Regions from separate parts of the Mus musculus genome. Here region 1 is linked to region 2. A link is a contact called in ENCODE POLR2A ChIA-PET data. All regions are on one chromosome and are shown on one strand. The core of a region is the stretch at or near the end of the contact, and the rest is flanking DNA. Distances in the headings are between cores, read along the strand shown. Region 1 holds the start of Zfp362 (zinc finger protein 362). Region 2 overlaps Phc2 (polyhomeotic 2).

Region 1 (2,818 bases), core at 57-2,556, 95 kb after region 2:
TCCACCAAGGGGGCTCTGGCCACCCATGAAGGGGCAAGCCTCCCTCCATCTCCAACACACACACAGCTCCTAAAGGATCCACACTGCTGGAGGACAGGGTGGCAAGAAGGGTCATGTCCTCATGACAGGGATCTTAGCTCCAAACCCTGGGCCCACTTTATGCCCCTAGAGCCAGCCAACTCCCCCAAATCTGGGGCTACAATATAGTTCCTTACAATACCACTTTGATACAGAGCCTCGTCCAAACGACTCCTCCCAAAACCTCTCACCTCAGCCCTACACACACACACACACACACACACACACACACACACACACACACGACATCCCCACCCACGCAGTTCTGGGGAAACCGGCAGTTAACTTTTCCCAAAAACCCTGCAAAGGCGACTAGCTAGGTGGGAAGAAACAGAGAAATGGGCCCCCATATCCTTTCGCGGCATCTCAGGGCCCTCAGGGGAAGAAAAAAAAAATCTTAAAAAAAAAAAAAAGCAAGAAAGAAAAGAAAACTTTCAGAGTTAACTTTAAATTCCCAGCCCCCTCCCCCCAAATCACCCGGCAGCTTCTCTCCCCCTTATTTTTTCCTTTAAAGTGTAATTGTATTGTGTCTCACCTCCCCGAAAGGCTCCCGGCTCTCTCCAAAGAAAAGGAAAAAAGCCAACCCTTCGGGTGCCCCCTCTGCTTCCAGCCGCCTCTCCCACATTCTCAGACAGTTTTATTAAAATCTTCAGACAAAAGAAAAACAAAAATGGCAGCCTGGCTTATTTTTAAAACAGGACAGGGACGCCATATTCTGCAGATCTGCAAAAAAACGGAGAAATCCGGCACTGGCCGCTCCACCGGGCCGGCTGCAAAGTGCGCGAACCGCGCCGTTTGCAATCCGTTTATTTGCATTAAGCCCCATGAATCATTGTTTACCGGAGAATTGCAGCAGGTTTGAATAGCCCGGCTTAGGAAAACACACACGCACACACTCGGAGACGAACCCCAGACACGCCGCGGGAGACGCTGCCTACCCCGCGCGCGCAGCCGCCGCAGCCACGGCCGCCCCGGGGCCCGGCCCGAGGCACCGGCGACCCCCGGGCCCACGCAGCGCGGCCGCCCCGCGCTGACAGCGCTCGCGCCCGCCCGGCCCCCGCCCCGCAACTCGGCGCAACTTTCCCGCGGGCGGGCCCGCTCCCCCGCGCGCCCCGGGCCCGCACGGACCTGGCAGTGCTGGCGGCGCTCCGGGACGCGGCCGCAGCCCCGAGCCCGGCGGCCCGAGTAGGGCCGGGCTGGGGGCTCCCGGCTTCGGCGGTGGCGGCGGTGGCGGCGGCGCGCGGCTGGGGCTCGGTGCGGAGCGGCGCGCAAACCTTCCGGGTCGCCTGCTGTTCACTTCTGGGTTCTGCAGGCGCCGCGGCGGCGGAGGCCGGCTGTGCAGCCGCGCGGCCCCGGCGCGCTGGGCCCCGCGAGCGAGCCGCGTCCGGCCCCCCGCCTCTCGGCTGCGCAGCCCGCCCGGCCCCGGGGCTCCGGCGAGTGGGCAGCGCCCGGCGCTGGCGACGGCGAGGGGAGGGGGCCGGCGGGGCGGGGACGGGCCGCGCGCTGGGGGCCCCCGCTCGGCCCCGGGGCCTCGTCTCGCGCTCGCCGCCGCCGCCGCCAAGGAAAGTTGCGCGGCGCCCCCTGCCCGCGCCGCGCCGCGCCGGAGGCTGAGCCACAAAGGAACTCCGCGCCCCCCTCCGCCCGCCCGAGCCGCGCGGGGAGGGCACCGGCGCCCGGCCCTAGGACAGCCCCTTCCCCAGCACGGGGGCTCCCGGGGCCCGGGCGGCCGCGGCCATTGTCCCGCCCAGACTCCGCTCCCGGGTGGCGGTGGCCTGGGGACCCGGGACTGGCTGGTCACGCTGCTCTCGGGAGGGGTGGGGGTGTCCCTCCTTGGGAAATCGCAAGCTGGTGCAGACCCCCACGGTGCTCCCCCCCCCCCCCACACACACACCCGGTGACAAACGGCCAGGCTCAAGATCCCTGCTAAGATTTTGGTTATTTATTTCTGAAGAAAGGACGTGGGGGCGGGGTGGGGTGCAGAAGTTTGCACAAGCCAGGACACCGCTTCCCAACCCTAGGCCTGAGTCTCAGCGGTGGGGCGACCAGGAGCTGACAGCACTTCTAGAAAGTCTATCAGAGGTGGCACCGCCTGTCCCCCCAGCTCCAGACCTCAGAGCCATCTGCGCGACTCCTCCTCCCGCCTCACCCTCCCCAGCCAATCAGTCACCAAGTCCTCTTGATTCGGCCTCGCGGGCTGTGTCAACTTCTAAACTTCACTTCTACCTGAGGAGGCAGGCATTCCCGATTCCGAACCCGCTTAGATTTCTGTGGCACACTCTGCTGTCCACCTGCAGGCCTAGAGGATCAGGGCTGCCTCTGCCGTCCTAAGCATCCCAGAGAAGGAAGGACACAAAAAACCATCCTGCTTTCTGGGAAGTATAAGTTCATAGGCACGTGCGCTAGTTGGCTGGGAACACAGTTCTAAAAAGTGTGGACAAAGTCGCTGTCCTCGTGAGGATTCCAGTTTAGCACAGGATGTCACACATTGGGGAAGCTGGAGGGTGGGACCCACGGAGGTCGTTGGTTCCTTCTCAAAGCATCAAGCACACAATTCCGGGCATAGGGCAGAGGCACAATAAGCAAGCGGCAAAAATTAACTGGAATGATATGGTATTGACAACACAGAGAAGGCTACTCTCCTAGAGAGATAGGGGCTGTTTTCAGAACATGGCTCTGGGATGAGCCTGGAGAAGAGAGGAACACCTTTGTTCTGAAAACAAAAAGACTAGCCCAGAGTTGA
Region 2 (2,714 bases), core at 147-2,646:
TCCAACCGACAAGTCCCCGCCCGTGCCGCCCGTGCCGCCCAGGCTGAAGAGAAGCTGGTTTTCTCTTTTACCCATGATGACACCATCCTGAAGACAGCGTAGTCCCTCCCTGCCTTGCTGTTAAGGCCAGAGCATCACACCGGGGGCTGCTCTGATCTTGTTCCCTAGTTTTTCTTCCTGACTCCGAGCTTGTCGCTGCGGGTACTCTTCCCCTTCCCAGGCAATGCCTCAGACAGCATATGACTGGACTTCCATGTCCCCAGCCAACTGGCAGCCACACTCCACTTTACTCTATGTCCCCACTGGGGTCCTGATGCCCATCTGCTGCCCTCTGAGAGCAGAATGTACACAGAGGGAGTGATCCAGGAGGCCCCAGCACTGAGATGAAGGAGGCCCCCTGCCCCGACACCAGCTTATCCACATGCATGCAGAGACAGAGCCACACAGAGGTCAAGGTGCCAGCCAGTGCTGCCTCTTTACCTGCACCCCTCCAGATGAGACGCAGTCACCGTAGCTCCAGGCCATCTCCTTCCTCTGCTGTTGCTGCTTCCAGACTCCCCTCCCCACCCCCGCTGAATCAGAGCTTGACTAGAAAGTGACCACTGTGCAAACCGATTTAATCCTTTTTGAAAGATAATCTTATTCCGATCTAGCCCTGGGGAACAGAGCTATCTTAGACCTGGAAGATCAGCCTATGACAGCTGCCCAAGGTTCCTCCTCACAGGACTGAGGAGACAGTGCCAGATTCTGAGGCAACAGAGTCCCTCAGAACAAGGGTCCCGCTTGCTTAGCCATCCCCTGGCTAAACTGCTCTCCCCTGTGGCTCAGCCTACACTGGGCAGGTAAAAGGTGCCTCGTTCCCTGTGATTCCAGACCCAGCTAGGTAACTTGGTGCAGGTAGCTAGGAGCCTAGGCCCTCTGTTCCTTTGTCCCCTCAGCTCATCTTCACGCCCACGGCCACCGTCGCTACTGTTCAGCCTGAGCTCTGCACTGGTTCCCCTGCTCGGCCCCCTACCCCTGCCCAGGTGAGGACCCCGGGCTCGTGGGTGGGCAGGGGGGTGGGCAGCTCATAGAGGGGCAGGGGTGCTGGCAGTGGTAGGACTCGTCTATGAAGCAATAAGAAAATGGACTCGCTCGTTACCATCCAGCTGGCCTCAGCACCTCTTGGCTCCTCTGAATATAGGTAGGCAGCAGAGAGCACCGTGAGCCAGCACTGAGGGGAGGGGATCAGAGGCAGGGGCATACGGAGAGAAGGAACGGTATGGGTGCTGGCCTCCGGCCTTCTGCTACAGCACAGAGGAGCTATTCTGTGTGAGACGTCTGTGGGAACCTGAGAACGGACCTCTTACTCAGTCTGTCTTCCTACGCCATCTCCAGAAGGGGGACCCAAGCTCGAGGATGGAGAAGCTAGGTTATGAGTCCGGCACTGCCCCCCATTGTCCAGCAGAGGGCAGCAGGGACCAGGCTGAGTAAGCATGCGGCTGTCTTGGAAACGACCTGGCGTTAACCTGACTGTGAGGACAAGCTGAGCCTCTGCTTTGCCTGTCAGTCTTGTTCTGTTTTTTTCCATACCGTGCTTTGCCGCAGTAGGATGCAACGAATCCCGATAGTGTCAGGGGTGGGGAACGAAAGGCGCTGGCTTCCCTGCCCCTGTCTGCCCCAGCCGGGCAGCCCCAGAATTCAGTTCTGATCACTAACCATACTTCCTGTGTTCTTTACAAACTCCACCCACTCCGGGCTTCTCTTTCAGCCCCTAACTACCCACCCCGTGCGTCTCTCTTTCTGGTGTCTCTTCTCTATCTCTCTTTCTCTCACTCGCTCCGTCTAGAAACCATTTTCATGTCTGTAGTCCTGGATCTGCCCTAACTCCCTCTCAGGTGTGTGTTGCTGTTGCCCCGGCCTGCATTCTCTGGACTCTCACGGGGCCCCTCTTTTTCAGGTACAGAACCTGACGCTTCGCACCCAGCAGACACCAGCAGCAGCAGCCTCGGGCCCTCCCCCCACCCAGCCTGTCCTGCCCAGCTTGGCCCTGAAACCCACACCCAGCAGTAGCCAGCCTCTGCCTGCCCCACCACAGGGCAGGACCATGGCTCAGGGTTCCCCTGCGGGTGCCAAGCCTAGTGGGACTGACAATGCGCCAGAGACACTCAAGGCAGGAGATGGTAACTGCAACATGGAGGGCCGGCCAGGGCCTGGCCGGGCAGTTCCTGCTGTGGCTACTCACCCGCTCATTGCACCAGGTAAGGTCCCAGCACGATGAAGTCTGGGTTATGGATCAAGAGAGCCCTCCAAAGCTTCCAAACGTTCCTTCCCATATGTGCGTTAGGACACCAGACTCCCTGTCCCCTCCCAGTCCTGGGGTGTTTGCCAGCCCCAGGCTCCGGTTCATGCTTAGTCTGACTTTAGAAACCACATCCCTAGGGTTAAGCCTTTGCACCGACACAGCCCCGGCTCCGGGAACCGGTCACAGCCTTAGCCCTGAATGGGTGGGGACTGGTAGATGGACTATTTTGGGATCCCCAAAGTTAGTGAAAGGGATGTGGCCAGCCAGAGCTTGGGAGAGCCACAGGCAGAGGAGAGGCAGGAAGCTGACTCTAATCCTTCAGGAGGCCTTGGCTAACTTATATGGGCAAGCTTTCTGACTCCTCTGAGTTCCCAGAGGCTGGGGAGGTAAAGGAGGGTGACACTGTGGCCTGTTCTGTGTCCAAGCTCCG

What was found. ChIA-PET counts read pairs that join two places held with the same protein, here RNA polymerase II (POLR2A).
Region 1: POLR2A ChIA-PET joins it to region 2 with 40 read pairs in Patski. The contact joins the promoter of Zfp362 here to the enhancer-like site in region 2. POLR2A ChIA-PET finds 5 or more read pairs at or near these places in 2 of 5 experiments (Patski and embryonic stem cell).

What each region holds. Positions count from the first base shown.
Region 1 is chr4:128,804,806-128,807,623 of GRCm38, forward strand. Zfp362 (zinc finger protein 362) reads right to left here and starts at 1,307. Exons shown (of 9, transcript NM_001081098.1): 1 at 1,207-1,307.
Region 2 is chr4:128,710,120-128,712,833 of GRCm38, forward strand. It overlaps Phc2 (polyhomeotic 2), which reads left to right. Exons shown (of 15, transcript NM_001195130.1): 6 at 939-1,025; 7 at 1,940-2,240. Among named protein-coding and RNA genes, the nearest start is that of Gm33712, 16 kb to the right of the region's middle. Within about 2 kb of position 1,397, at least 1 of the 3 ENCODE cell types and tissues checked has a DNase peak (open chromatin) inside an H3K27ac peak, as active enhancers do.